Regions from separate parts of the Mus musculus genome. Here region 2 is linked to region 1. Evidence: chromatin loops called from intact Hi-C (ENCODE). Cell type or tissue: heart. All regions are shown on one strand. Links, peaks and the distances in the headings refer to the core of each region. The heading gives the core; the rest is flanking DNA.

Region 1 (5,368 bases), core at 64-5,063:
TCTGTTATCCACTAGGCATTGGTTCTTTACCTATAAAGCAAATCTACAGTTTCCCAGGGTGTAATTACTAGGTCAGTAATTGCCAATAATAAAACAAAGAAAGGGCTGAAGAGATGGCTCAGTGGTTAAGAGTGCTGACTGCTCTTCCAAAGGTCCTGAGTTCAAATCCCAGCAACCACATGGTGGCTCACAACCATCCTAACAAGATCTGACACCCTCTTCTGGAGTATCTGAAGACAGCTACACTGTCCTTACATATAATAAATAAATAAATCTTAAAAAAAAAAAAAAACAAAGAAATAAAAAACAAAGAAATAATAAAAACTAACATCAATTTAATCAGTAATGGCTACTGATAATCAGTTGTATACTGTTCTTCATCTGTGTCCCTTTTCCTTATTAAAAACACGCCATGTATATATTTTATTATTCTACTTACTAAACTTGGGCTGAGCAGGTAGCTTTAGTGCAAGGCCTAAAACGTAAAGGTAGGCTGCATTGGGCTGTATGCAGAGTACAAACAACAAACAAGCCCACAATACTAAATTGAAGGTAAATTATCGATTTTGTTACCTACTAGACTGTAAGTTCCTTGACAAAAGATTTGGTTATTTCTCTTTTCTGAAGACTAGCAAGTCCCCAAATAGTTTTGCACCAAATTCCAGAATGAGCAGTACATAGCTCATTTTTAACAAGTACTGATGAGGCCAAGCACAGGGCCAATGCTTGTGATTCCAGCACTGGGAAACCTAAAGCATGAGAATCATGAATTTGAGGCCAGCCTGATCTACACCCATGAAGCTTCATCCCATAAAAACAGCCTGCACTACATCAAGAGTTTGGGGATAACCTGGCTTCTACACTGTACAGTTTGTTTTACTGGGGTTTTCTACTTGGTGGGGTTTGTTTGTTTGTAGACAGACCTCATGTACCTCAGACTGGCTTCACACTTGCTATGAAGTCAAGGATTAACTTGGACTCCTAAACTTCAGGCCTCCACTTCCCAAGCAAGGAGCAGAATTATCAACACGCACCACCATGTCCAGATTGGTATATATTTTACTGTTGTTGTTGTTGTTGACATTCATTTACTTACTCCGTGAGTGTCACCATAAACACACAAGGAGGTGGGTGGGGCGGGTGCCTGTGAAAGTTAAAGGACACCCTTTGAAAGTCAGTTCTTTCTTTCCATCAATGTGGGTCCTGGAGATCTAACTCAGGATGTCAGGATTGGCAAGCATCATTTCCAACTAAGATCTTTCCCAGCTCTAATATGTATTTTAGACATAGTATCTACCAAATAGGAACAAAAATAGCCAGTCAAGTCAGGGATGTAGCTCAGTTAGTAGAGTCCTTACCTAATCACACACAAAGTTCTCCGTTCAATCCTCACATCTCAGCCTCCCCTTTCTGGAATTACAGACAGGTACCATCATCACACCCTGGCTCTAATATCTTGGCTGTATCTTATAAAAGTAACTTTCTAAAAGGCGCTGATGAGCTGGCTTAGAATATTAGATTTAGTGATGGGGTGGGGGTGGATCCCAGAAATCTGTTTGGTCTTACAGACATGAACCTCACAAACTTGAAGACACCGCAGCTTCCTGATCTGCAGCGGACTCCAGGCTAACTTTTTAAGATTCATTTTTAGTTTATGTGTGCATGTGCTTATCTGTGTGTGGGTAATGTGCACTTCTAAGTGCCGGTGCTCACAGTCCAAAAGAGAGTGGAGAATTCCCTGATAAGGTTACATGGCAGCTGGGAGTCTTCTGACTGGGCTAGTGGGAACCGAACTCGGATCCTCTCTGCAAGGCACTCTTAACCGCTTGACTCTCCCTCCAGCTCCGACTGAGCTAACTTTTAGTTTTTGTCAGTTCTCCCCGTCGGTGGAATGAATAAAATACTACCCAACATGATCACCGGGCTAGACAAAAACAAACAGTAGCGTGGACAGGTTCAAGACAGCAACTAAACCGATGCCTGAGGTTTAAGTCTCTCGTGACCCTGGGAGATGAACCGGTCTCCTGATGACAGGGCCATCTCCTGTCTTCCCCTGCAAAGAGAGAGTAGCTCGCAAGCCCGGACTCCCAAAGGTCTCCTGATCGGCTTAGGCTCCATCAGACCAGAAACCAAGGCTCATAACCCTCACCTGCCGGCTCTCCCGGGTTCCAGAGGTGGCGGGGCAGGAGCTGGTACCCAGTCAAGGGCAAGAGGAGAACGGCTTGTCTGACCTATGGGATGCAGACCTGCCAAAAAAGAAAACACCACTCGAAGCGCTTCAACTTGCCCACTTCAACGCGTCCTCACCTTTCCTCCGGAGCCCACCGAGTAGTTCCGCGGACCTGTCCGGGTCTCCCTGACCCCTCAAAACCCTGGCCGCTAAGTCAATATGGCGGCCACGGCAACCTCTGTCAGCCCGACCTGGAGGACGGAAAGCCAGGAGGGACTAGAAACACAGATTCGACTGTTTTTCCCCGTCTTCGGACCTGTTCGGCAATTTCCGAGAGCGAGCCCGGGAGGAAGCGGAGAAGACGACTTGGACCTGCAGTTCCGCCGGAAGTAGCCGAGGCCTTGCGTCCGAGCGCTTTCGTTCAACTCCGGCTCCTCAGAGGGCGTTTCCCTTCGTTTCGGAGTCCTTGGAGCGAAGGCATTTTAAAATGCCTCCTTTATTAATTTTCTTCCAAAGACAAGGGAAGGCCGGCGGACGACCTGTGGGCCCTTTAGTTACCAAGTCGCAGTGGTACGCGGAGGACCGAGACTAGGAACGGACCTTGACCTTTAACCTCTAGCCGGGGCGGCGGAGGGAAACGCCTCCGTCTCTATATAAGGAGTTTTCCGGACGCTCTGGGTCCTTTTTTTCCCTCAGCGCTGGCCGCGGCCTCCCGGCGCTCTCGTCCTCCGCTTTTGCACAGCTCCCCGTTCCAGCCTTCGCCATGGGATTCGGAGACCTGAAAACCCCTGCCGGCCTCCAGGTGCTCAACGATTACCTGGCGGACAAGAGCTACATTGAGGGGTGAGCAGGAGCCGAGAGGCTGGGGGGCCGGGGCCACGTGGCGCGGGCTCGGCGGGAAGGAAGCGGGTCTCCGGATGCTGGGGGACGCCGAGTCAGTGCTCCCGGGGCCGGGATGCCAATGGAGCGGGACCTCCCGGGAGGGGCTGCCAGCATTATAATTGAGATGATGCTTGCTCTCCGTGTGCCCACGTCCAGCTGGTTCTTCCGCGTCTTTGGACAAGTTAGTTTGTTAGTTGAAACCTGTGGCAAGTCTGGTGGGATGAGTTCTCCTGGGTGGCAGATAGTTCTTGGGCTTGCCTAGATTCAAACATGTTCTGTGTCCTTTCAATGAGAAGCAACTTAGGCTAGCCCTGTAATTGTTCTCACTAGTTAGCTTGACGGATATGGGCTATGTCATTTACCAGCTAGTGTTTGTGTCTTTTCTTTTAAAGGTCTGTGCACTTGTTTTTGTGTCACTGGCAGGTACGTGCCATCACAAGCAGACGTGGCAGTATTTGAAGCAGTTTCTGGTCCACCACCTGCTGACCTGTGTCATGCCCTACGTTGGTATAATCACATCAAGTCGTATGAAAAAGAAAAGGCCAGGTAAAGGTATCTTTGTGCTACCTGGATTTTCACATGCAAAGTAGGGACCGGGTTAAAGTTGGCTTTAGCATTGCTGACCTAGTGTGAGCTGAATTTCTTTGTGACCTTACAAGGCCAAGAGACTGAAGTCCTCCATTTTCTCACAGAACAGGTAGAACATGGACAACCGCAGTTCACCTTTCCCACACCTCTCTGATCATGTGCTTTGGACCTGGGGGGGCCACCGCTGGGGTGTGAGGGTAGCTCGCTCATTCGGTCCCTGGCCATTCTTCTGAAACTACCAGCAAGGGTGGAAGTTTGGGGAAGTGGATTCCAGTTCACTAAGAATGGAAGTGAGCATACTTAATGAAATCTCAAACAGATGTTCATTCTGAAAGAGTAAGCCGTAGTGAGTACTGAATACAATGTCTCCCATGGGTGAAGAGTAAAGTTATTTGCCTGGGATTGTGCTAAAGGTTAAATAACCAGAAGAGAGTGGGAGTTCCTGGGAAAGGAAGATTGTGTGTTTTGCCTAGAAAGGGCTTTGACACTGACCTAATGTGGCAGAATGTTTGTTTTCAAGCCTGCCGGGAGTGAAGAAATCTTTGGGCAAGTATGGCCCTAGCAGTGTAGAAGACACCACAGGAAGTGGAGCTGCAGATGCTAAGGATGATGACGACATTGATCTCTTTGGATCTGATGATGAGGAGGTATGACTTCATCTTTATCCAAGCATATTGAGAAGCCTGAGGACAGATGCCATAGCCACTCCCTGGATGGATCCTGGCGTGGCTTTATTGTCTGCCTTTTAAAATTTATCACTGGGTACATGATGAATAAAATCAAATCACCTTCTTTCGGCTGAGCTCCTGATGGATTTGCTTTTTCTGATAAATCTGGTGGGTTTTGTGATGACCTTGTCACTACATTTAAGCAGAAGATAACCAACTTTGTGAAACATCTTTTCTCTGTACAGGAAAGTGAGGAAGCAAAGAAGCTACGAGAAGAACGCCTTGCACAGTATGAGTCCAAGAAAGCTAAAAGTGGGTAATCTTCATTGTTAGTAGTGTTGATTTCAGGAGCTTGTCCAGTGCTTGCCCTAAAGTGGATTTTCCCCAGTTAAATTGAATGGGTCAATATTTTAAAACTTCCACAGCTACTGGTCTACAGCTGTCTTTATGGTAGCAGTTGTAGCATTCCTCTGTGGGAAAGAAACTGTTACACAATTTAATGCCTCTTTCTTAGCCACACAGGAGGAGGATTATGTGTGACAGACACAAGGCAAATTGTGTGTGTGTTTGACAAAAAGATGGTCTGTTTTAAAACAAATTTGAGATTTGACTTAATGGTGAAAGTGTTGAGTGTTTAGGTGCACTTCTTAATCTTCCTTAGAGCCTGCAGTTGTTGCGAAGTCTTCCATCCTACTAGACGTGAAGCCTTGGGATGATGAGACGGACATGACAAAACTAGAGGAGTGTGTCCGAAGCATTCAAGCAGATGGCCTGGTGTGGGGCTCCTGTAAGTGTGATGCTTGTGTTTTAGGGATTTGTGCGTTTTCCCGTAAGGATTTCCTAACATTTACCCCTTGATGTTCTTTTTTAGCTAAATTGGTTCCAGTGGGATATGGAATTAAAAAGCTTCAAATACAGTGTGTAGTTGAAGATGATAAGGTTGGAACGGATATGCTGGAAGAGCAAATTACTGCTTTTGAGGACTACGTACAGTCCATGGATGTGGCTGCTTTTAACAAGATTTAAATCATTCTTAAGTCAGTGCACTTAAATAAAAGCT
Region 2 (5,368 bases), core at 229-5,228, 62 kb before region 1:
GACTGGACCACCTCTGCCAGCAACCTCCAACCTGCAACCAAGCAGGACACAAGAGCACCTGCACACACACACACACACACACACACACACACACACAGAGCCCCAAGCTCTGAGAGAAATATGGAAATTTCAAAAAAGAACTAATAAAAGAAGTCAAATGAAGTCTCCACACATGCCCACACTGGGGCTGGGGGTGGCAGGGCCACATTGCAATTTCAACATAAAACAATACCCAGGTGAGGTCAGTTGTAGCCTCGATAAACAGCCTATCCTTGGAAAGAAAGAAACTCTTGATTTGGAAACTTAAATTTACTCCACGAAAGAAAAAGAAGAGAAAAAAAGTTCCAGAGCTGATGGCACCAAAACAGAACCAAAAAAAAAAAAAAAAAAAAAAATCTAGTTCTTTGACAGGGTAGGCCAAAGCCAAACTCTAATGTTCGGTTCACAGGGCTCCTCCACAGACAACACCACCCCCAAACTGGAGCAATGAGAACTTTACGCTTCCATAAACCCCCGTGGTTTCTATTCTAGAGTGACACCTAAGGACATCACCTAAACCGAAATAGGCTCAGAACAAATCGGGCATTGCTCCTTGCGCTGCAGGTAGACCTTACTTCCCCAGGCGCCCAGCCCTCCAGGTCCTTCCTCCCAGTTTTGAATGCTCTGTCTGTCAGCCGAGGTCTCCCCCATGGCTTCAGCGTCTGAGTCGGTTCTAACCGGACAAGTGACCAACTAAGAGGGGTAAAGTCCTACCACGGAGGGCAGGGGACTGCTCCAGAAGCCTGCCTGGTCCTGCCCCTCTCCCTGACAGTTTGCTCTCTGCTCTCTTCTTAACTACCTTCCTGCCGGAGCTGTCCAGAGAGGGAGACTGAGGACCCAAAGGAGTCCGGGAGAGAAGGTGGGGGTAGTAATAAAGACACAAGTAGCACCCCCACAGCTCCTTGGTGGGGTGCTGGGTTTTTTAAAAAGGGGGGAGGAGGGGAGGCCGATGGACCCTGACTTTGCAATAGAAACAGCACCTGAATCTACCTCCTCCCTTCCCCACCCCCGAAAGCCCAGTCACTAACTAATAAAGCTAAGAAAAACCCCTTGAAAACTTTTCCAAACCGGAAGAGACGGCTTCTCCCCGGGCCCTGGAGCTCTTGGGGAATGGGCTGGAGTTGGCAGCCCCGTCGGGGATCGCGGGGAGCGGGGTGGGGCGCGGCGCGGGCGAGGGGTGCAGGGGCGGAGTACCTTGAACGGACAGGAACTGGCAAAGAGTTTCGAGCCAGCCGAGTGCTCGCCCCCCGAAGCCCTCGGGGGTCCCGGGCGCTAGGACCGGGGCTCCCCGGAGAGAAGGCGGCCTCCAATTCGGGCCTAAAAGGAAACTTTCCGGGCCGCGGCTGCACCTGACTCCTCGCCGCCCCTCCACCCCACGCCCGCCAGGCCGCCCGCCCCGCCCCGGCCAGGCCGCCCAGAGCGCCGTGGAGCGGGGGGGATAAACAAACCCAACAGTTACCGGAATCCGGGGGGCCCCGTCTGCGCGATGCCCGGGGACGGGGTGCTGCCGCACGGTCCCCACTCCGAGGCCCCGTCGCCCCGGTCCCCGCCGCCCAGCCCTCCGTCCCGCGGGAGAGCTTGGGGCCGGCGCAGGATGCAGCCCGCCCGCCCGCCCCGAGGCCCCGGGGGACCCCAGGGGCGCGGGAGGCCTGTGGCGCGGGGGCAGGGCGCGGCCGCCGCGGGGCCCGAGGCCTAGGGCGCCCCCCCTTCCGCAGCACTCCTGGGGCCCGGCCCGCGCAGGCCGCGCCGCTCGCCGCGCTCAGGCCGCCGCCGGAACCCCCGCCGACGCTGCCCGCGGGCGTCCCCGAGGCCCCCGGTGCCCCATCCCCCGCCACCCCAGCGCCGGCCCCACTCACCCTTTCATTCTCCGCCCGCGGCCTGGCGTGGGCCGGCGAATCCCCGGCCTCACGTAAGCGCGCTCGCCGCCCGCCCTGCCTACGCGGCCCAGCCCGCCGCCCTACGGGAGCCCGGGGATGTGGGCCGGGCCTGGGGCCGCCTCTGCTTACCTTTCAGCTGCTTTTTTTTTTTTTTTTTTTTTTAATTTTTTTTTCCTCCTTCCTCCCCCTCAACCCCCCCTCCCTCGCCTAGGCTGACAGATCAGAGAGGCGCTGGCAGTGGACTTAGGGAGCTCGGCTGCTACTGCTCCCTCCCTGGGCTTCGGCAAGAGTCTTTCCCTGTCTAACACGAGGGGTGAGGATCATATTTTTATTTTGGAAACTAAAAAGTGCTCCCAGGGTCGGTGATCATTAAGGGGAAATCCCTGAATATACTCTCCAGCCAAGAAGGCAGGGCTGCCCGCCTGCACTAGAAGAGGCAGCAGCCTCCTACAGCACCACTACAGGCACCGCGAGGACATAACACCACAGAGCAGTTCCTCTGCCCTCCGAAACGACAACTTTCCTACCATCTTGGAGGCAGAGGAGAGAGGGGCCAAGGGGAGAAGTGCACCGGCTCCAGCCAGATAAAGTCCAAATTTCTACCTCTCATCGCTGGAAAAAAGCCCATACTTGAGAAAAAGCAGGGAAGAAACAGAAAGGAGGTCGTGTGCTCCGTGGTGGGGAATGTTTCTGCACCTTCTGATGGAAAGAAATCTTTACAAGACACAGGTTTTACGATATTATTGTTTTCCATGTTAACTTTTTCCATAAGGGTGACAGTGGCAGCTTACTTTTTTTTTTCTATTTTTTTTTCTTTTTTTCAGGCTAATAATGATTTTTCTCTATGGCAGGTCCAAGTTCTGTATCTGGTGGCCAGTCTGTAAATTGGCACTTGAGAGACTTAGAGGTCACGGTATTGTCTTTATTTAATGCTCGTTTATGTTGTATGTATTCGTACTTATGGTTTCATGTATTAGAGGTAAGATTTTGTGGTTTTGGTATCTGAGGAACTGAGGCTGCTGAGAGTCAATTGTAAAGAGATGGCTTTTGTCTTCTCTCAGAGCAATGTAAGTAAAACCTATTGACTGCCCAGAAAGGCATAATACAGCTGTTTATTTTTCACGGTGCAAATAGAAGTAGTGTGTATTTAAACTCTCAGGACAGCTGAGCAAGCCAGTTCATCTATCAGCCCAAGAAGAAAGATGACTCCTATAAACCTAGCAACAGATTGAAAGATGCCTTGGATTTTCTTCAAGTAAAATTATTTATTAAGAATTATATCTAGAATTCCATTTCTGTTATTTTCTTTTAGTTTGCATAGATTGATGAATGTCTAGGCCTTTGGTACATTGCATACTTTGCTGCCTGCTTCTTGGAACACAGAATTGAGGGGTAGGCTTCTCTTCCCTAGTGTTGGAATGTTCAGAACTTCCGGTGTAGTGTCAGCCTGTTGAGCGACTTTGTACATTGCAAAGATGTAATAGGTTTACTTTTTTTAAGTGATTTTTTGTTTTATGTACATTGGTGTTTTGCCTGCGTGTATGGCTGTGTGAGGGTTTTAGATGCCCAAGAACTGGACTTACAGACAGTTGTGAGCTGCCATGTGGCACTTGAGCTGGGTCCTCTGGAAGATCAGCCAGTGCTCTTAACCACTGAGCCATTTGTCCAGCCCCAGAATCTCCTCCCTTTCTTTCTTTCTTTTTTTTTTTTTTAATGAACAAACTTTAGCACATAAACAGGATCAAAGAAAAAGTGCACCAGGCATGGAGACAGCCAGCTGCTGCTGCAGCCTGACATGTCCATGGCGGAGGTGTTAGGAGAAGTAGGAACTAGCCAGGCTTTTTGTATGTTGCAAGGGAATTAGGGATGCTCATTTAAAATTCATTGCAAAGCATTTTAGGTGTAATTGATGTTTAAAATGCCTATTTCTGAGTTATAACTTTTTTTTAAAAAATATTTATTTATTATATGTTAAGTACATTGTAGCTGTCTTCAGACACCCCAGAAGAGGGCATCAGATCTCATTAGGGATAGTTGTGAGCTACCCATGTTGCTGCTGGGATTTGAACTCAGAACCTTTGGAAGAGCAGTCAGTGCTCTTAACTGCTGAACCATCTCTCCAGTCTCCGAGTTATAACTTTAAGATGAATTCAGATACTATTTGTCTGGGGAGCTTTATTATCTAAATTTGAATATAAAACCTTCTGTGAGTTTTTCCTCCTTCATTGGTGGGAAAAACTGTGGGCATTAAAATTAACTAGTTCCTCTCACGTTGGAAGTCTTACTTGTGAGGTTGTGTGATATTTACATTTTTAAAAATTTATTAGGTATTTTCTTCAATTACATTTCCAATGCTATCCCAAAAGTCCCCCACACCCTCCCCCGCCCCCAGATATTTACATTTTTGTTGGTTTGGTTTGGTTTGGTTTGTTGAAAGGATCTTGCTATCTAACCCAAGCTGGCCCTGGACTCAGTAGGTAGTTCAGGCTAGCATGGAACTCATAGCTTTTTGTGCCAGTATTAGTCACATCACCCACTCAGCCCAGTATTTGTTCTGTCCCCCTTGGACATAAAGCACAGTGGTCATACAAGAGAGTAAGCGTCCTTTGCAGGTCGCAGTGGACCTGAGAAGCATGTGTGTGGCCCCATGTCTCTCCTCGTGTGTGCCTTCCTTTATATAGCCGGTGATCGCCTCCCTTTACAAGCTGAAGCTGCATTTCATTAAAGTTAATACTTTTTAGGGTTTTGAGGGGAGTGTAGGGGATGAGACAAGGTTTCTCTGTGTAGCCCTGGCTGTCCTGGCACTGTAGACTGTAGACCAGGTTGGCCTCGAACTCAGAGCTCCATCTTAATCTCTGCCTTCCAGGTCCTGGACTTCTTAAAGGCGAGTGCTGCCCACTGATCAGCTAGACACTTTAATGTATGTGTTATTTTATTCTCTCTTCTGTTTGGTTTGGCTTGAGTCAGTCCTACTATGTAGTAGCCCTGGCTGGTCTGGAACTCACTGTGTAGACCAGGATGGCCTTGAATTCACAAAGATCCCCTTGCTTCTACCTCCTGGGTGCTGGAATTAAAGGTGTATACCACTATATCCCCCCACCCCTTTGAAGTTGTTGTTTTGTTTTGTTGTTTTGTTTGAGGAAGCATCTTGTCTGGAGTCCAGGCTGGCCTTGAACTCCCTATGAGGCCCAAAATAGTCTTGAATTCAAAATCCTTTATCCTTCTTCTATAGCCTCTGAAGTGTTATATGCACCATGACATCTTGTTAGTTCTACCTTTTGCTACTAGTGATTTTAGTATTGTAAAAACTGAGTACTTCACTGGGTGTGGTGGCACACGCCTTTAATCCCAGCCCTCGGGAGGCAGAGGCAGGCAGATTTCTGAGTTCAAGGCCAGCCTGGTCTACAGAGTGAGTTTCAGGACAGCCAGGGCTGCAGAAAAACCCTGTCTCC

The links. A loop is a pair of places that touch in the nucleus more often than their neighbours do. Peaks named below come from ENCODE experiments on the same cell type or tissue, not always from the same donor. Only the 100,000 strongest peaks of a DNase experiment are listed, where the experiment ranks them.
Region 2: a loop joins it to region 1, with 8 times the contacts of the local background. A loop is called at or near these places in 10 of 42 quality-filtered maps.

What each region holds. Positions count from the first base shown.
Region 1 is chr1:63,174,279-63,179,646 of GRCm38, forward strand. It overlaps Ndufs1 (NADH:ubiquinone oxidoreductase core subunit S1), which reads right to left and starts at 2,544. Exons shown (of 19, transcript NM_145518.2): 1 at 2,308-2,544. It overlaps Eef1b2 (eukaryotic translation elongation factor 1 beta 2), which reads left to right and starts at 2,553. Exons shown (of 6, transcript NM_018796.3): 1 at 2,553-3,013; 2 at 3,476-3,598; 3 at 4,161-4,287; 4 at 4,554-4,620; 5 at 4,970-5,095; 6 at 5,180-5,368. The coding sequence starts at 2,934. The coding sequence ends at 5,334. Gm26457 (a small nucleolar RNA gene) reads left to right here and starts at 4,399; the gene lies at 4,399-4,476. It overlaps Snora41 (small nucleolar RNA, H/ACA box 41), which reads left to right and starts at 4,745; the gene lies at 4,745-4,857. In heart, for the core only: no CTCF peak of the experiment used is centred there; DNase peaks (open chromatin) are centred at 2,463 and 2,943; H3K4me3 peaks cover 3,699 bases; H3K27ac peaks cover 2,716 bases.
Region 2 is chr1:63,112,316-63,117,683 of GRCm38, forward strand. It overlaps Ino80d (INO80 complex subunit D), which reads right to left and starts at 1,952. Exons shown (of 12, transcript NM_001114609.1): 1 at 1,896-1,952. Ino80dos (INO80 complex subunit D, opposite strand) reads left to right here and starts at 2,156. Exons shown (of 4, transcript NR_045915.1): 1 at 2,156-2,229. In heart, for the core only: a CTCF peak has its summit at 2,375; DNase peaks (open chromatin) are centred at 776, 1,476 and 2,226; H3K4me3 peaks cover 3,764 bases; H3K27ac peaks cover 3,316 bases.